4 separate regions of the Mus musculus genome follow, and regions 2, 3 and 4 are each linked to region 1. A link is a loop called in an ENCODE intact Hi-C map of the cell type or tissue named here. Cell type or tissue: left cerebral cortex. All regions are shown on one strand. Region 1 has its middle 66 kb from the start of 1700080G11Rik. Region 2 has its middle 26 kb from the start of Gm40255. Region 3 has its middle 71 kb from the start of Gm40255. Region 4 has its middle 100 kb from the start of Gm40256.

Evidence for each region. Peaks named below come from ENCODE experiments on the same cell type or tissue, not always from the same donor. Only the 100,000 strongest peaks of a DNase experiment are listed, where the experiment ranks them.
Region 2: it touches region 1 in a loop (2.4-fold over the local background); 3 of 42 quality-filtered maps call a loop at or near these places.
Region 3: it touches region 1 in a loop (2.7-fold over the local background); 2 of 42 quality-filtered maps call a loop at or near these places.
Region 4: a loop joins it to region 1, with 2.4 times the contacts of the local background. A loop is called at or near these places in 4 of 42 quality-filtered maps.

What each region holds. Positions count from the first base shown.
Region 1 is chr4:127,537,975-127,542,974 of GRCm38, forward strand. No RefSeq gene overlaps it. Among named protein-coding and RNA genes, the nearest start is that of 1700080G11Rik, 66 kb to the left of the region's middle. In left cerebral cortex, no CTCF peak of the experiment used is centred here; DNase peaks (open chromatin) are centred at 480, 2,805 and 3,150; H3K27ac peaks cover 420 bases.
Region 2 is chr4:127,590,579-127,595,578 of GRCm38, forward strand. No RefSeq gene overlaps it. Among named protein-coding and RNA genes, the nearest start is that of Gm40255, 26 kb to the right of the region's middle. In left cerebral cortex, no CTCF peak of the experiment used is centred here; DNase peaks (open chromatin) are centred at 3,081 and 3,638; H3K27ac peaks cover 556 bases.
Region 3 is chr4:127,687,074-127,692,073 of GRCm38, forward strand. No RefSeq gene overlaps it. Among named protein-coding and RNA genes, the nearest start is that of Gm40255, 71 kb to the left of the region's middle. In left cerebral cortex, no CTCF peak of the experiment used is centred here; DNase peaks (open chromatin) are centred at 978, 2,271, 3,106 and 4,474; H3K27ac peaks cover 394 bases.
Region 4 is chr4:127,806,744-127,811,743 of GRCm38, forward strand. No RefSeq gene overlaps it. Among named protein-coding and RNA genes, the nearest start is that of Gm40256, 100 kb to the right of the region's middle. In left cerebral cortex, a CTCF peak has its summit at 2,505; DNase peaks (open chromatin) are centred at 4,315 and 4,568.

The DNA of each region.
Region 1 (5,000 bases):
ATGGCTCTTGGGACCTGAAATTGTTGTGAACAATTTCACATGCATAAGCATACAGACACAGATATATGCAGATACACATACACAAATATCTGACAGAAAAGGTGTGTGTGTGTGTGTGTGTGTGTGTGTGTGTGAGAGAGAGAGAGAGAGAGAGAGACAGACAGACAGACAGACAGACAGACAGAGACAGAGAGACAGACAGACAGACAGACAGAGACAGAGACAGAGACAGAGAGAGAGAGACAGACAGACAGACAGAGACAGAGAGAGAGAGACACAGAGAGATATGCAGGCAGAGAAACAGATAAGGGCTAAAATCTGTTGCTTGCTGAGCACAGTCTCCAGATTTCAGGGTGGGAGAAACCCTCTGCTCAGCTCTTCCCCCTCACTCAGGATCAGGAAATCGGAGTTTGAGGAGGAAGGTTGCCGAGGAATTGGGTTAACTCCGGCGGTGCTCAGGGGACCTGGAAACAGGAGGCAGACCAGGTTGGAGTCTGAAGGTGGTGGATCTTACAAGTCTATGAGCCTGAATGCTACTGTTGGAAGCTTCCAGCTTCCTCTGTATAAAGGAGGATACACGCTTTCTTGGGAGCAAATGGGAGCTGCTTCCATCCTGGGGAACAGAGAAGACTGGGAGGAAATAGATGCACAGACTAAAGAGGAGAAAAATCAAGGTGCTGCAATGACCTGGCAGATTCCAAGCTGAGATGGTAAAGATGAAGGATCAGGAAATGCTGGTCACAGGGGACTTGAGTTCCCACGAGCAGGGGATTAGTCCTGAGGCTTCTCATACAGAATTGGCAAGGATGCAATGATGAGATTTTTCATGTTTCAAAATCCATCACACACAAAAAAAATAATGTTTGTGATGAAGTGGACATATCAACTAGCCCAGTTTGATTCTTTTATACATGCATATCAATGCATCCCATTGGGGGCTGGGCAGTTGTAGAGTGTTGTGCCCGGCACGTTCAAAGCCTTGGGTTTAATCCACAGCACTGTGTGAATTACCACATGGTGGCACATGCCTGTAATCCCAGCACTCCAACTGTGGAAACCAGAGGATTACAAATTCAAGGCCTCCTTGACTATACGTGGGTTTAGGCCAGCTTAGGATATACAAGAGGCTGTTTTTAAAGGAAAAAAAAAAACCCCTCTGTATCCTATAAATATGCATAATTGTTGCTTCGAAATCTTAAGTCAGTTGAGAAAATAAGTTCATGAAAGACAAGTTTCAAGGCATGTCTGTGTGAAAGCGGGCAAGAGAGGGTATAAGACAGTTCTCCCCGGAGGAGCAGGGGCTGGGCTGGTGGCAAAGCTTTCTTTGTGGGCCAGCTTTGGGAAGCGGTGTTGACTTGGGAATAGAGCCGTCTACTTGTGTTATCTCAGGATCTCCTGGCTGTAGTTAGGATTCTTCGGGTGGCAAGTTGTAGAAACCAATTTGAAGTATCTTAAGGAGAAAATATATTTGATTTATTGAAAATATATTCGGGTGTCTCCTAGAATTTAAAGAAGTCGTTGAATAGCCTCGGAGGGAGAAACTTAGCGGTGACAGCTCGGAGATGCATTCACCAGTAGGGCGAAACTTCTCTGGCTTTAGACAGTGTGGGAATCAGAGGGGATAAAGCTGGAGATGGGGCTGCTCAGGACCCAACCTCTACCAAGATCTGAATTCCTAACGCTTTGCCCTGGGGATGTCATGGCTGCTGTTGTTGCTTGACCCCCAAAGAGCTGCTGTTAGCGAGACTCATTCTCAACTCCAAGCCTTGTTCCCTGGTTCACATGGATTGGTTTACATGTGCTTGTGAGATGGAGTCGCATTCTTCAAATGTGGCTGCCCAAGAGCTACCCCAGTGCACCCTGGCAGCAGGTCGGAGATAAGGAAGGCTTGGTGCACGATTCCACTTTGCTCATGCAGGAATCAGGGAGTCTGAGTCTGGATTTGAGTTAATTCTGTGGCCTTTGTCTCTGAGTTAGCACTCTGCCCCTTGATTCTCTCCCTGCTGAGTAAAACTGACCTTCAAGCGAGACATCTTGCTTTCCGTTTCCTTACAAGTACGTACCACACTTTCATTTTAAGCATTTTATTGAAATAGCACTTGGTAAGGCACTTATCATGCAAGCATGAGTATCGGAGTTCAAAACCAGGAAGTGTCACTGCGTGCTTGTAACCCCAGATCTGGGGAGGTAGAGACAGTCAGATCCCAGGGACTCGATGGCTAGCCAGCCCAGACTAAGTTTAAGAAGGCTGGTGAGAAATTGAACTAAAGAGTCACATCTGAGAAACAATACCTGAAGTTGACCTTTGGCTCCCACATGCACACATGCATGAACACACACACACACACACACACACACACACACACACACATACACCACACACACACACACACACACACACACACACACACACACACACACACACCTATTTGAGCTTACCCACCCAGTCTTACTAGACAAGAATTTATCCCTAATTCTTACTAAGAAACATGAGGGAGAATAGTGTAATTGTGTGAGAAGTCACACACTTTTGGGACCCTCCATCCCTCCGTCCCTCCATCCCTCTTTCCCTCCTGCCCTTCCTACCTCCTTCCTGTCTTTTTGATGGGGTTTCACTATGTAGTCCAAACTGACTTTGAGCTTAAGATTGTTCTGCCTCAGCCTTCTAAATCAGGACCACAGCTGTTCTCTACAAGGTGGCCAGGCGCTTGGGATCTAAGTCCATTCTGTGGTAGGAGGCAGCTAGTGACTCCTACTTCCGTTGAGTTGCTACTGGAGGCTGGGCAGCTGGTTATGCTTTTTCCCCACCCTGCCGGGAAAGCTCTTCTCTCTAGCACCAGGCTTGAGTTGGACCCAATGTGGGAGCAGAGATGCCTTCTCCCAGCGGCTCATTCTTTCCAGGGACAGGCAAAGGCAATCCCGCTGTAGAGCCCCTCAGGGAACACCATTCTGGGGAAGGTGGATGGAGAGAACTAGGTCCCCACCCCTACTCATACCATCTTTACTTTTTGGTGCTAAAAGGCTTGCTTGCTTGCTTCCTTTTCCCCTTCTTTTCTTTTTTAAAATTATGTGCACATGTGTATGCATGTGAATACAGGTGCCTGTGGGAGGCGTAGGCACCCAGTGCCCTGGAGCTGGAGTTACAGGCAGCTATGAGCCGTCCGACATGGGTACTGGGAGCCAACTTGGGTTCTCTGAAAGGACAGTGCATGCTTTTAACCATGGAGTCATCTTCCAGGCCCTGCAAGCTTTCCTATAAAGATGAAAGTCCTCTTCCTTGGGCAGAACTCTCTGTATTTATAGGCAGTAGAGCAAGGCTGCTGGTGTGGGCTGCTGGGGAGGTGCCACAGACAGAGAAAGAGAAGAAGGCCGGCTTGGCCGTGGTTCGATACGCCACTATTTTCTGCCAAAGAAATAGATCCTTAAAGTAGTTAGGGCACAAGAGCTGTGGTGTGAAGAGACCAGCCTGTGCAGACAGGACGAAAGGCAGCAGAGTCATGGGTGCAGGGCAGGAAAAAGGTTCTTGACTCCTCTGCTCACACATGCCTCCATGGTTCCTAGTGTTTGCTTGACTCCTCTATTCACACGTGCCTCTGTGGTTCCTAGCGTTCGCTTGAACCACAGTGATGGGCAAGGGGGAGCTCACTACCTGTCAATCAGCTCCGTCTTTCCTCCTACGGCTGCTGGTTTGGAATCTCCTCCTACTCCAGACTGCCAATCATGAGGTCCTCAGGCCTCTGTGATGGGACTGTTGCCCTGGCCAAACCATCGAAAGCATAAGTCTTAAGCGCAGACTTGAGAGGAGCTTTGTGAGTGTCTTTCCCCACAGTGCAGCAATCTAACAATACCGCCATGTCTCCGAGGCAGTGGGCTGGATTGCATTAACCTGTCCATCCTTGCATCTCCTCTCTTACCTTGGATACCAGCATGAACAGGCTCTGGTATTCATTTTGGCCATAAAGTCTGTTTTCTAGGGAGACCAGGGTGCCTTCCTTTTTAAAAAATAGTGAGTATGTTGTCAGTGTCTGGCCTTGTGCTGGGAATGAAAACTTGTAGCGTTTCTGTGTGACTGTGATCTATTTGGATCAACTGGTCATGGGGAGAGCCATCCTTGAGGTTGCCAGGATCTGCAGAGAAGGAAGAAGTAGGTGTTCTTTGGGGTAGGATATGGTGAGCAATGGAACCAGCCGCTAACAAGGCACATTTCAAAAGGAGTTGACTGCCAGGAGTCAGTCTCTAACCTGTGTTTTAAGGCCAAGCTCTTGGAGTGTATGTGTGTGTGTGTGTGCATATGTGTGTTTGTGTGTATGTTTGAGTGTATGCATGCTCATTTGTGTGTATGTGTGGATATATGTGTATATATATATATATGTATATATATGATATAAATGTGTATGTGATATGTGTATATGTGTGTGTGTGCATATATATGTATATATGCATGTATTGTGTGTATCTATGCTTATGTGTATATATATATGTGTGTATATATGTGTATGTGTATATATGGTATGTATATTGTGTGAGAGCGTATATGTGCATGCAATATGTGTATATATGTGTATGTATATATGCATGTATTGTATGTATCTATGCTTGCTTATGTGTATATATATGTGTGTGTGTATATGTATGTATGTGTATATGTGGTATGTATATGTGTGTGAGAGCGTATATGTGCATGCAATATGTGTATATATGTGTATATTTGTATGTACATGTGTGTATGTGGTGTGTGTGTGATTTGCTCATGAAGCATTTGCCCGTGTCCTCCTGCTCAGCTGGGGGAAAGTTTCCTGGAACCTACTTACCTGAGACAGTCAGTCGGTGCCACGGCAGGAACAAACAGTCTTCTGAGTCTTGGCTTCCAGCCAGGGATACCTTCCAGATGTTGTCATGGTGATGCTGGAGTCAGGAGATGCTCACCAAAAGAAATAAATCCCTTCTTCCTCTCTCCTAAAGCAGCATGTGCAACCTCTCCCACTGTAGGCGAAGGTGGA
Region 2 (5,000 bases), 53 kb after region 1:
GGGGAGCAGGCCCTCAGCACACAAAGTGTGTGCGGACATTCCCAGTCACTCTCAGCACTGTGGCTGTGTAACACAGAGCTCTATGAACACACACACTTCCCAGTGTGGTTTGATGACAATGGGGGCCAGAAGTGATGGCACCTCTCTACAATGGATCCCTGGCAATCTGGGCTCTGCTCTCTAAATGCCACCTCTCTTCAAAAGGAACCAAGGTTCTAAGGAAAGCTAGTTGCTCCCAAGCCTCAAGATTGGAACATCCAAGATGTGGCTGGAACTGCAGGTTGGGGACCGTGTGGAAAGAAAACAGGAGACAATTGGGTGCCTTGTGGTTGGGGTTGGAACTATGTTAGCAGCAAAAATACAGGGAACACAAGCTTTGTATTTCAAACCTAAGAATAAAATACAGACTTTTCAAAAATGGAAATTCTCATACCCACTCTATGAGGTTGACATTATCATCCCAAGCTTACCAATTCTGAAAGCAAAGGAGTTGAAATTTAAACCAGGTACAAACAGCATCCAAATGCCATTCTGCAACACACCTCTGCATGGCGAAAGACACACAGTGTCTCTGGGCTTCTAAGATGCCCACATCCACCCTGGGTTGAGTTATACGCATCTCCTCATTTCTACTCCTGTCTTTCTAGGAACTTCACCTCTGGGTCTCACTGAACCACTGTTGTGTTGACTCTGCCGACCTCAGCCAGAGGCCTTGTGCCATGAACATCATGATGAACACACTCCATTCGGAGTGTGCAGACTCCTGGGGGGGGGTATGGGGTTGCTATTCTGTTCTGGCTGATAACTCAGATGAAGTCTGAAGTCCAGTGGAATTCTGTAGGGGGAGGGGTGGAAATAGGACTTCCCTTCCTTAATCACTTCTGTGCCTTCCTCAGTTTGCTTGGATTTCCCGAGGGCCATAGGAATGCAGAGCATTCCCACACTGCATTAGAAATAACCAAGGTGATGGATAGTCCCAAGCAGCAAGGAGGGCAAGCAAGGTGCTCTTCTTCCACTATCCCTGGACTGCAGATAAATTCCATCCGTCTTGACTGGGGTAGTGGAGTTTTGGTGGTCATGGAATTGAGCTGGCTGCCTGCCAAACCCTCCTCTCCCTGCAGCAAGGTAGCTGACCCTGCTGGCTAATTTGAAAAAAGACCCAGAACGCAGGAGTCTGCTTCTCTGCCTAGCTAAAAGCCAGTTGCCCCAGGGTTTGGGGACCTCCACCTCTTGTTGGCACAGCTTGCTCAGAGACAATGAAACCCACATGTGCACTCCTGGAATGTCTGTCCTTTGCTGCACCTATGGTCAGTCCTTGGGAGTTGGTTACAGACGGATTCAGAGATAGAAGGATGGAAGAGATGGCCTCTAAAGACTCTTTCATGCTGCAGTTTTGGATTACATGCTGGGTTTTGAGTTCTGACTCAGCCTACGATAAAGCTATTGCTTGGTACTACCAAGGCATATGGTAGGCTGATACCAGGGAATCTACCCCTACCTACAGTGCTTCTCTGTCCCATTGCCTCTATCAACAGTCTCATCCCTTGACCATCTCCTGGTTGTGTCTGTTCTCTGTTCTCAGGGCCTTCATCCTAGGGCAGCCATAATTGATACAAGGGCATCCTAGTGGTCCCCTGCCTCCATTTCACACTCCCTGATCTTCCCTTTCATGAGCCACCAGGAGATGGGCAGCCCTAGGCACACATCTGCTCGTTCAAGCCTTCTCAGGCTCTGCTGCTGCACAGATAAAACCCAAGTCCTACTGCTCAGAGCACAGCCCTTGTGCAGCCTGCCCCACCCAGCTTCTCTCTCCAGCTTTGTCTCCCCTGGATACTCTGCTGGGAGTCCCAACCTATAGGAGTAAGTCTCTAAATAAGACTTGATTCTTCTTGCCTTCAGTAGGGTGCTCACACGAGCTCCTATTTACCACCAGAGCCCCAGCTACAACCTCCTCTCCAAAACCTAGAATAGGAGGCCTTTGTCTTCTATCACTCAGAAGCTCCATGGCAGGCTCCGTGAGGCAAGCTCACCAGACTTGCTACGAGTGGGTGCACAGGACTCACCAGACATGATTTCAGCATTGAATAGACTTACTGGGCCCTTCCTCTAGCTTACATTTAGCATCTCCATTCTTTAGATGCTGCTGAGATGTGACGCAGGGCAGCACTTTCCCATGATCCCAGGGATTGCGTGGGAGAAAATCAAGATTGCTTTCGGTTCATGTGTGTGACCCCAAGGTCATACCATGCATATTCTATGAATAGCAGATTGTACTGCCATGCTGCAGTTTAGAGAGGGAGGGTTGAACACCTAGGGCTCTCGTCAGAACTATCAGAGCTTCATTTGATCTGGGAGGGCTTGCAAGTTGCCCGTGCACACCCTGAGCGTGGTCACCTACTTTGGTGAATAGAAATTTTAAAAGTAAAGCCACCTCCAGTCATTTGCATGTCTTCCGTGGCTGCTCTCTATCTGTTTTGGGAGAGGCAACTAGTTGTAGCAGAATTCTTATGGTCTATGGATTCTAAATCACTTACTATCTGCCTATCAAAAAAGCTTTGTGGGGCCGGAGGTATGGCTCGGCGGTAAAAAGGAGCTTTCTTTTCTTGCAGAGGACCGAAGTTCAGTTTCTCGCCCCTACCCATGATAGGAAGTTCACAATCACCTGTAACTCTAGCTCCAGGGGATCTGATACCCTCAACTGGACTCTGAAGGTACAGATGCACATGCACAAGCATGAGCACGCGTGCGTGTGTGCGCGTGCACACACACACACACCAAAAAATAATAGGATAAAAGCTTGCACAGTCTCATCAGCCAAGCTTATATAACAACTAAGCTGGGGTGGAAGTAAAGAAGCCGAGTTCCAGAAATTTCAAATTATGCTCCAGTTCATGAGGTATCTCTTTTGCAAACAGAAACTGAGTTGGGTAGCACACAGTGGCCAAGGGAGCATGAAAGACCAGGCAAGGGACAGAGCCAGTGCTTGGATGACTATCTGCTTCTATACCCACCTGTCTCTGCCATCTCCTCCTGACTTGGCACCTGGGTCTCTGCTGTTGGTTTATGTCACTCACGGGCTTCTCTGAAACCCCAACATCCTTGATCAGCCTGTTCTTTGAGAAGCTACTGATTGGCCGTGTGGTACCTGACGCCAGCTTGTTCCCTTTAGGCAGATGCCAAGGTTGAAAGCCCGCATCTCCCCAGCTTTTTCCACACTCCGGGCCTGATCTCTCTCATCTGTTTTCAGAGCCACAGACAGAGTTAGTTATAAAAAGTACATTGGTAAGTTGGACTTGGAAAGATAAAATCCTCAGTGTGAAGAAGAGCTGGTGTGTGTGAGTGTGTGTGTGTGTGTACACGTGTGTGAGTACACGTGTGTGAGTACACATATACCTGCACAAGGATGGGATGTGGGAGTGGGAGACAGACTTTAACGGGGAAAGAAGGCAAAGACCCCAGGGAAGGGAAGGTTGGGCAGGCTCTTTTTTTTTTTTTTTTTGGCAGTGAAGAGTGATTTAAAATCAATTTCCTAGCCAAGAAGAATCCCTCTTGCCAGGGTGAAATACAACGGGAAGTAGAAGAGTGAGGGAGCTTGCACGCCACCACGGTGTGCTTCAGGCATCCATTCCTGCTTATGAAGTAAATAAACAGCCGCCTCCTCAGGCAGCCAGGGCAGTTCTGTCATTACAGCAGGAGCATGTGCCAGCTGCCGCCAGCTCTGGTCACTAGACCGTGGACATCAGACTCAGGAGAATTGAGCTCTCGGAGGCTCTTCTGTCTCCAGACATGACTGTCTTCGCAGCAGGCCATCTTGGGCATGCTCCTGGCATTTCTACCCTTTAGCCTGAGATTCTGAGATCAGAATCTTTTGGTTGTTGGTGACAGAAACCCAATTCAATTTCATTTAGGCTATAAGGAGCTCTATTGATTGGAGTGACCAAATCTCAGGTCAGAGGAGGGTCCAGCCACTCAAACATGGTTAAGATATTCTCTGTGTCTCCTTGAATGTCTTCCATCTTGGATGCAAGGGGCTTTCTCCATAGCTGCTCCTGGACTCATAAACCTCAGGTTTTACCAATTAAGAGGGAAATGCTATTTTAATCATTTGGGCAGTTAAAAGGGAGTGGCTTGTTTTGGCTCTCAATTTGAGAGGGAGAAAGCCCAAAGCCGAAGCTTGAGGTGGTGGTCACCTTGTATCTGCAGTCAGGAAGGAGGGAAAGATAAACACTAATTCTCAGTGCTCCAGTCAGTCAGGAGGTCCAGCCCATGGGATGACGATGCCCATATTCAGGGCAGGTCTTCCTTGCTTTTGTTAAACCTTCTGGAGACGTTCCCACAGACAGACCCAGGGGTGGGATTCCATGATGAGTCTAAATCCAGCCCAGTTGACAATGAAAATGAGCCATCACATAGGCTATCCCCAGATGCTGCTTAAGAAATCCCAGGAAAGGGCCCTGACTGTGGGCGTAGTGTGAGCTCATGCCCTCTTCTGGACCCGGACCCCACTCAAATAAAATATAGGCCTTAAGGGAGTGGGCATTTGATTTCTGGGAGAAGGGAGATTCTGGACGCAAACCAGCATGTCAGCCACAGAGTCAAGTTGGGAGCCCCCTCTGCCATGATGACTTCTCAACGTTGTGCTGAGACCACGCCCATCAGCCCCTGGCCCCTCCCAGCAGCAAAGTTCGGTCTATGCGTAGAGCTCCAAAGCCTTGTTCTTACCCTGCCTTCAGCCCTCGTCCTCTCCTGGTCTCCATGCAGTCCGATCTCTGGTTCCACTTTGCCATTCAAAGCCGTAACAGGTCAGAGGCGCACACTCAAAGACTGCCTTCACGTCTTGACTCATCTCACTGCGCTGGACTTTCCCCAAGTTTGCACGGCTCTCACCTGAGGGGTCAGGATGAGTCCTCCAGTGTAGTCTCCAGCATTCTCATTGTGCCTCTGCCTTTGTTTGTTTGTTTTTGTTTTGTTTTGTGTTTTGTTTTTTTGCACCCATAATA
Region 3 (5,000 bases), 150 kb after region 1:
GTGCATCACTCGGGGTGTGAACTGGAAGAGCCTCTGCCTACAACCCTTAGGCCATATTCCTTCATCAGGGAGAAGGCAGGAGCCTTCTGCATTTGGGGGCTTACATTTCATCTCCCAGGGCTGGAGCATCAGAGAATATGTTGGGGGATTGTTGAATGTATCAGAAAGTGCTCATAAAATGTTTTTAATTGGTTATAAACTTTTTTGCCAGAGAGAGAAAGAGAGGGGGGGAAGGGGGAGAGGGAGGGGGGAGAGGGGGAATAGGGAGAGAGGGAGGGAAGGGGGAGGGGGAGGGAGAGGGGGAGGGGGAGGGAGAGGGGGAGGGGGAGAGGGAGAGGGAGAGAGGGGGTGGGGAGAGGGGGGAGGGGGAGGGAGAGGGGGAGGGGGAGGGGAAGGGAAATAGGTCCATGTATGTAGAAGTCAGAAGACAAGTTACACTTTTGGGATTCTACTCTCTCTTTCCAACATGGGTTCCAGGGACTGACCTCAGACCACAAGGCTTGCATAGAGAGTGGCTTTTTCCCCAGCTATGTCACCCCACCCCAGTCATGCCTTATCATTGTCACTTGCTTCTAATGCAGATCCTCAAGGTGACACATTTGCATCAAGAAAAGTATTACCATGTAAGATTCTACACTGTAATTTTTTTCTGCATTTAAAAAAATCTAAAGCCCAGCCTCTTTTTTTTGAGAATATGTTAATTTTTTTCTGCTGTTTCTTCTTAGGGAAGGGTGCTCTTGCTTCTGACAGCACCCCCCCCCCCACCGCTTCTTGCCGTTGAAATGTTATTTCTTTCATGAAATGATATCAATATTTAAGGAGATGCCTTTGCTTGCAGAAAACTTGCAAGTCATCCTGTTTTTGAACTGGTTGGGAAGGCAAAGGGGCTCTGGGCTTCTGCAGTTGCACATGAGGAGTGGCGGCTAGGGAGAAGACAGGGCTGCTGTAGGCGAGTGGCTGTTCTCACTGCCACTGGAAACATCCCACAGGGGGATGTGGGGATGACTTAGTAGGGAAAGTGCTTGCCAGGAGAGCATGGGAGTCCTCACAAGATCCCTACCGCATAGATAGAAAGCCAACTACAGCAGTATGCACTTGGAATCCAACACAGCCGAGCCAGGACAGGAGGATACTCAGGGCTCACAGGTTAGCCAGCCTAGCCGAACTGGTAAAACTTGAGCGCTGAAGAGAGAACCTTCTAGGAGGTTGGCCTCTCACCCCTAGATGCACACGAGCTCCTGTGAACATACGCACAAGTGGTTGTGCCACGCACACGCACATGCACAGGTGCACACGCTCAGCACACACACACACACACACACACACACACACACACACACACACATTCTGAGAAACATTGGGCCAGTCTTGCTGGCCCTGGGGACATTTCAAACAGCTGTAGAGTGTACCTGTGCACCACAGGGAGAAGAAAGGTAAGCAGCTTGGAGCATACACTTATTTATTACATATGTTTATTAAGCACCTATAATGTATAACCCACTGTTCTGAAGCTGCAGCAGGGTCATGGCCGATGCCGATACATCCGCTGCTCTCATATAGCTTCTATCGAGTAACCTGGATTTCTCAGAGGTTCACAGTTTCAGCCCCAGCAGTTCTGGGGAGACCCTTTATGCTCTTGTGAGAACCCTTAACCAAGGAAGTTGCTACCAATCAGAGCTTGGTTTTAGTGCCCTGCTCTGCTATCTTGACCTCTTTGTTCTCTAGGGAGTATGGCTTGCCAGCTTGGCTTGCTTTGTTCGGTTTTCACTCTTCAGCTGTTATGCCAGCAGAAGCTGCGGGCCCTGATGGGCAGCCTGGGCTTCATCTCTTAAACTTGTCTGGTAGAGCTAACACACCAGTGGGAAGTCTCTGCTCCAACCATAGCTCTGCTGCCGACAGCCAAGTGACCTTGAAGCCACCCCTTTACTTCTTCTTCTTTACCCTGGTCATAATAGCCTCAAGGAGCTTTCTGACTGTTCACAAACTAGCCTGTAGGGAAAGCACAGAGCTCATTGCCTGGCCTATATAGTTGCTCAATAAATGTTAGTTGAATTGAAATCTGGAAAAAAAAAAAAAGAAGTATGGGCCATGAGCCTAATTCGACTGCAGACTTCATTTGGCTCATTGATTTGCCTTTAAGCAATTGATTTTATATGCCAGGGCACACATCAGGATGGTGCGGGGAACCCAATTTAGCAAGCCCGTTTTATCTCATGTGGATGTGATCTGCGATTGGAATCAAGGGTGTTTATACACGGGAAAGCTGAAAGTGCTATATATGGATGGCTCTACACACACACCTGTGGATTGGGTCTCGGCGCCAACTGCAATGGCACTTTGGTGCCAGGCAGCTCCTCCCAATTCTCTCAGGCCAACAGAAGTCTGGGAAGCACAGAGAAAGAAAAGCTCGGAGGGGTGGAGTTCGGCACCTCCTTATCTCTGCCAACTCTAACACACAGTGACATCCTGATGTCTCAGTGGACAAAAGCCCAGGACCCTTCACCAGTAAACAGCAGCATAGGTGGGAGTGTCCTCCAGGAAACACTCCCAGATATCAGTGTGGATGGCAGTGTGATCCAACATGGTGGATTTTATTGTTTTCATGCCAGGAACAGCTGGTGCTATGTGGGGACACCCAGGAGCCACCCCAGGCATCATTTCTTTGAAGAAAAGCTGCCTGGTTTCCACTGAGAAATAGAGAAAGCAGCCACAGCCATTGGGTTTCCCAAGAGACTGGAATGGGGACGGCTTCTTATGGACAGCTGTGGAGCCAGAGAGCCAGTGTCCCAAAACGAGCAGGAAGCAAGTACATGGGAGGTGGATGTCGAGAGCAGAAGTCAATAGCCAATTTAGGGAGGAGGAGGAGGCTACAAGAAAGGGGATCATTCTTTTCGGTCCAGCTCATGTATGCTCCTGGTATAAGACGAGCAAATGTCAAGTCACTGTCTGGACACAGTCAGAATGGGCATGGGGGCCATATAGGCTGGCATGGAGGCCCTGAACCCCCTGAGTAGAGACCCATTGCAGCCTCCTGGTGGGTTGTCTCCAGCTGTCAATGTGTGAACCCAGTGTCTCACACATACCGGTGGCAGGCAGTGTGTTCTGACGGGCTCTGACACCCACACAGCTAGTGGGTGCAGACAAGTTCAGCTGCTCATGGATTTATCATTGTCTACTGATGGTGGCCCTGCCAAGATAAGAAGCTGGTCCCTAAGGGGGACCCAGCAGGATGCCCCCTCCTTACCTAGACGGAGACTTGGGCAATTACCCTCATTGTTCATGCACAAGCCCCACAATGGAAGCAGTGAGATAGGGAAAATGTGAGCCACGCCGTCTTTGGAGAAATTGTCCCTCCTCCACTTCAGAGCCCATTGTGCTAAAGTTCCTTTACACCAGCCTCAGTTGGGACCTTGCCGTGCAACTCGGGGGGACTCACACCATCCCCAGTCACACTGGCTCCTCCAGGGTGATTTCAGCATTGAGTGAAAATTGAGCAGATTAGTAAATAGATTTCCATCTTCGTGCTACACAACAAACAGCATAGGAAGAGCACATGAAAGGATTATGGGATAAAAACATCAATTGATCCACTCGCAAGGGATGGAGACTCGCTATGTCAGACACAGCTGTGTCAGCAAACACCCGGGAAATGGAACATGCTAGAACCATGAGAGCTTGGCTGAGCACCTATGAGTCACCTCTCTAGGACCAGAACACCTTGGCAGTTCCTGCCCCTCCATACACTTCTTTTGAGGGGAAGTCCAGGAACCTGCACCTAACATACTCATGTCCAGTCTGACCACCCAGTTCCTGGGGTGAGTCCGACCAGCTGCATCTTCTCAGGCCTGGCTTGATATACGCTCACATGCTGACCTATGTTATTCTTTCCTGGGCACTGGTACTGTGAGCCTGATTGGGGTGTGCAGCCTCCATTTGGGGTCTTGGTAGTAATTTTGGCATACCTACAGTGTGTCTAGGATAAAGATATTTTCTTGGATATAGGAAAGGGACACGGGCTGATGGGAATCCTTTATGACTGTGTCAAGCTTCACACAGGGTAATTATTACATCTCCAGCAGGAGGCAGGGCTCTTCACTTTAAGCACACAGAGCCCTGGGAAGATAGTCATGAGGGCATGAATTCATCTGCTGTGGGGTCATCTTCTAGACTAAGATGGAGTGGGGATAGGCTCAAGTCTGTGTGAATATGGCTAGGAGGCAGTCAATCCTCTGAGTTCAAAAGAAGGTGGTGGGCAGGAGGGGACACACATGTCTGCCCTTCCTCATGCCTATACAAATGTGACCCCCAAGGAGCCTCCAGGACTCTGTTGGGCTCAGTGGTTCCAGTGTCTGCCCTGTTTACCTCCTGTCGTGTCCTCAAGGCAGAGAGGATTCATCCCAGCTCCTTTCTGGTTGTAACTCGACAGACTGCGTTGGTTGCCTTCCCTCCAGTCACCCTCTTGCTTGCTAATTCTGGAGGTGTCCGTTTTCTGGTGCTGAAATACAAATCCCTTTACCAGTGTGATCAAACTCGACTCAATATGACAACCACTCGCTCGATGGCAGCGCTTCATCCCTCTCGCCCAGGAGATCTGCTAAGAGATTGATCTGAAATTGGGTTGTGATCTTTGGGGTGGGGTGCTTAGCTTGTACACACGCCAGTAAGTCCCAGGTGACCTCCCTCTGGTGTGGCCACCAGATGACAAGAACTGGGAGGAAGTCACACAAACACAGCCATGGGGCATCGCCAAGAGGTCTGGAAGCTTAGGTAGGACCTTTGACTGTTAGACTCTTGTTCTCATGGTTCTAGTCTCCATCTCACACTTAGAGCCTGGCCCTATATTCACAGCTGCCTTGGGTCCTGGAGAGGGATGGCTCTCCCTCCTCCAACACCCTATTTATGTTTCAGAAGCCAGTCTTTCTTTGTTCTCAGCTTTGAACGCTCGCTCGGTTTTGATGTTCTCTGGAGGCTCAGGTAGGAACCTCTGTCTTCCTCTGGCA
Region 4 (5,000 bases), 270 kb after region 1:
GGAAGCTCCCAGGACCTCTGCAGAAGGCAAAGGACCCATGGTTTAGCCCGAGTGATCAAATGTGGAGAGCAGCAGACTGGGCCGAGTGTGTATACCATAGTACTCAGACAAACAGCTAGAAAATCCACCCTAACAAACCAAGAGGGGGTGCTGAAACATTCAAGGCCAACAATAAAAGCAATATCCTGCAAGAAAGATGGTTTACCCAACAAATGATGTTGGAAAATCTGGATTTCCATATGCCAAAAATGAATGTAGAGACAGATTTCATGCCTTTCATAAAAATTAACTCAAAGGACAGGGAGATGCACATACATACACATATACACACATATACACAATCACATACACATACACAACATACACACAAATGCACACATGTCACCACGTACTCACCTGCTGCCCAGCCTGATGACCTGACCTGGATCCCTGGTACCTACATGATGTAAGGAGAGAATGACTGCAATTATCCACACTTGGGTCATGGTGCATGTGTTGTGCATGCATTCCCTCGTGCACGCACACACACACACACCTATATAAACACACATACATACACAATCATACATACATACATAACATACACATATATACACATATACACACAAACATATACATATGCCTACATATACACAATCATACACACATACACAGTACAGACATATATACACATATACAACCACACACATATACACATATATGTATAAGTGGTTACACACACATAATAAAAAATAACTCAGGGTGGATCATAGACCTAAATATAAACTGTCAAACATCAAAACCATAGATAAGAGGGAATCCAGACAGTTTAGTATTTGACAATGACTTTTAGCCACAGCACCAAAGCACCACCCATGACAGAAGTAGCTGATAAGATAGACCTTATTAAAATTAAAAGTTTCTGCTCTGTGAAAAATTCTGTCAAGAGAATAAAGAGACAAGGCACAGGCTGTTGGAAAATATTTGCAAAAGACATATCTGATTAAAAAAGCTATTCTTCAAAACACACAGAGAACTTGTAAAGCTGGGCAATATGTAAATAAACAACCCGAACCGACAATAGGTCAAAGGCGTGGGCAGACACCTTGCCGAAGAAGAGATTCCACAGATGGGGGAATAAGCACATGAAAAGATGGTCCTCGTCATATGTCACCAGAGAAATGCAGGCAGCACGGGTCCACAATGCACAGATCAGAGTGGCCAAAAGTCGAACACCGACAACAGTCAATGCTGGCAAAGGCCTGGGACACCAAACCCCTCGTGCACTGCTGTTGGGTTTGCAGTGTGATATGGCTGTTTTGGAAGATGGCTTGTGGTGTGAGCCAACAAGCCCATTCCATGGCGTTTATTCCAAGGGGTTAGAAATCTGTGTTCATACAAGCACTCATACATAGAACCATCAAAAACTGGAAGCAGCTAAATTGTAATTTAGGAGACAGTAGGATAAGTTGTATGGGGCCTATCTCTACAATGTAATCTATATTTTTAAAGATTTATTTTTATTTTATGTGTAGAGTGTGTGTGTGTGTGTGTGTGTGTGTGTGTGTGCATAATGTGCATGCCTTGTGCCCTAGGAATTCAGAGAAGGGCACTGGATCCCTTGGGATTAGATGGTTGTGAGCCACCGTGTGAGTGCTGGGAATTGATCACAGGTCCTCTGAAAGAGCACCCAGTGTCTTAACCACTCAGCTGTCTCTCTAGCCTCATCAATAATGCTATTCGAGGCTGCAAAGATATGAACTATGAAGCCATAAAGAGACAAGGAGGAAACCTAAGTGTAAATTATTCAGTCAAAAAGGCAACCTCCTACTCTATCAGTTTCCATTGGATCAGATTCTGGGAAACAAAAACAAGCAAACAAACAAATAAACAAACAAAAAAAAAACCCCAAAAGTACGTGTACAGCAGCAAATCCGAGGGCTGGGTGCAAAAATCCCAGCGCATGGAAAGAGGCAGGAGGATCAGGAGTCCGAAGCCAGCCTGAGCTACACAATGTGATTGAGGCTAGCCTATACAACATAATAGAATTGAGTCTCAGAAATAAGCTTGATGTTCTCTAAGAGTTTGTGATGGGATGAGAGCGAAAGCGAAGTGGAGTAGTGAAGTGTCCACTATGAAGAGAAACAGAACACCTGATATGAGGAGCCTGCACTGCCACCTGAGGCCATGACGTCTGGGCTCATGCTGCCTCTGAGGGCCATGTCTCAGTCCATGGCCCTGCCATAGCAGGGGTCTGTGTCGATGCAGTTAGCCTGTTGTCACCAAACGCTATGCAGATGTCCCTGGTTTGGGCTGTCTCCTGGGGCTGTGTTGATGTCCAAGGAGTTCACTGAGCTGGCTTTGCCCCTCACTGGCCATTGCACAGTGGCACCTGCAGAGGTGTGGACAAGAGAGAGCTGGCCTTGTCTGCTTGGGAAAGATGGCCCTGATGCTTGCTGGCTGCTGCAGCAACCAGGAGAGCTGGACCCATCCCGTACACAGACAAAGCAGGAGAGCGGACCCTAGCGGCATGGGCAGGTAGAGCTGGTGGGCTGACTGACTCAGCTACTACTCAGGCCTAGATCCAGGGCTTTGAGATGGCTCACCCCAATATCTACCCTCTTTATAAGGTTAGAGGGCGTTAGGGGGCTGGTCCTGCAGAAGCAAAGTTGTAGGGTCTCCGTGACTCAGGGTAACCCAAGAAGAGTCCAGTACTGATGGTGCAGCTGAAACCAGGCAAATGAGTCACTCAACTGAACAGTTTGGGAGTAAAGCTGTTTGGGCAAAAGGGTGTATATACTGTGTGATACACTGTGTGATATACACTGTGTGATACACTTGTGTGATACACTGCAGGGTGTTTTCTTTCTTTTTTTAGTTATTATTTTTAATTTTATTTTTTGTTTTCTTTAGCTGGGAAGTTGCAAGGGCAGAGGATGACTATGGAGGGAGAGGGCAATAAGTGGGGTTAGGGGCCATGAGGGAAATTTCACAAAGGGTCAATAAATATTTTTGAGAGAGAGGGGGGGAGGGAAGGGGAGAGGAGGGGGGAGAGGAGAGGAGAGGAGAGGAGAGGAAGAGGAAGAAGAAGAGGAGGGGAGGGGAAGGGGAGGGAGGGGAGAAGAGAAGAGAAGAGAAGAGAGAAGAGAAGAGAAGAGAGAAGAGAAGAGAAAGAAGAGGAGAAGAGGGATGAATGGGCAAAGCTCAGAGGATTTTGGAATTACTCTGTGTCAGACTGTAGTGGCAAATTCATGTCATAAAACTGCCCAGACTTATAGAATGTATAACAAAAGTGCAGTCAATATAAACTATAGAACTCGGGTGATAATTGTGTGTCTGTGTATACTCATCAGTTTTAACAAATGTGCAGGGCTGGTAGGAGAGGTTATGGTGCTGAGGCTGTAAGAGCGAGGGGATAGGGATGGGGATGGGGGGTGGAGGCGCAGGGTGGGGGAAATCTGTATACCTTCTGCTCAATTCTGCTGTGGATCTAAAGCCGCTTTTAAGAACCATCTAGCTTTTAAAAGATAATAGAGGAATGTTTTACATTTATTGTATTATGGATAAAGAGTTTTTATACTCATGAATTTGACAACTTAGAGAAATGAATGCTTCCAAAATTGCAAGCTACCAAAACTCAATCAAGATGAGATAGACAATCTTGAGAGTGTGGAAACCATTAAAGAAATTGAAGGTATAACCATAAAAATTCCTGAAAAATATCCAGGTCCAGATGGCTTCACCAGAGAACCTGAGTGACATTTAAAGAAGAATTATCACAAATTTGCTACACTCTCTTTCAAAAAGTAGAACAATGTCCCTGAAACGTGGTAAAATACTATTGTTACGGATGTTGGGTTGGGGGACTATCTTGGTTTGGTTTCTATTATTGTGGCAAACACCATGACCAAAAGCAAGGAGAAAGCGTTTATTTCATCTGAATAGTTACAATCCATCATTGAGAGAGGCCAACGCAGGAAGTTAGGGCAGCAGCTTGAAGCAGAAAACATAAAGCAACGCTCTTCACTGGCTGGCTGTCTTTCCTATGTAGCCCAAGCCCATCCACCCGGCTCAGTGTGCTGAACTCACCCATGTCGATTAACAATAAAGGAAATGCCCCCACAGATGTGTCCAGGGGCCAATCTGAGAGCATAATCCTTCACTCACGGCTCCTTCCTCCCAATGTATCAAGTTGAGATTAGCTATCACAGGGACTTTATCTCGGATTATCCAGGAAGATCTAGGGTAATTGCAAGATTTATTCTGGTTGGGGTTTGTGAAGCTTGTTCAATCTGTTGGTTTCCGTATTTAGCCACATTTCCGAATGTTCTGCCAATGTTTCTGCCAATATTCTTTCAACACTACTTTTTTGTCTCCTTCTGGGACTCCTCAGACCTTTTGTTATCTCGGCACAGGTGTCTGATGCTGGTAGCGTTTGCTCTTCCTGTCTCCCTTCCTTCTCTTGCCCAAGTGGATGAGTCCCATTGTTCTCTCTTTGTCACTAAAAGGAGGAACTAAATACAAGATGCTAGTGAGAGAAAGACTTGGAGATGCTGAAAATGTGGGAAGGAGCCAAGAAGTGCAGGTGGTTTCTAGAAACTGAAAGGGGGAGTGCGAGAACAGATTCTCCCCCCAAGATCCAGAAGGAACGCATTCCAGATGACATCTTTATTTTAGCTCAGCAGCTCTAGAACTGTAAAGTGAGCCATTTTGGTTGTATTTTCAGCCACTGAGTTTGTGGTAATTTGTTATAGCAACAACAGGAAACTCACAGGCAAGAAGGTAACACAGGGAATATACATGTCCCGATTTTATTTACGAGATCAGTATTATCCTGACCTAAAAATCAGACAAGAATGGTCTAAGTTTTTTTTCAAGAAGTGATAAGACAATACCTCTTATAATGCCAAACATGAAAACCCTCAGAAGAAAGGAACAAGCCAAAGCTTACAATGTATAAAATGATTATATCCCAATTAAAGGCCTGTGACATTCCATAGCCAAATGTGGTTTCAAGTGTA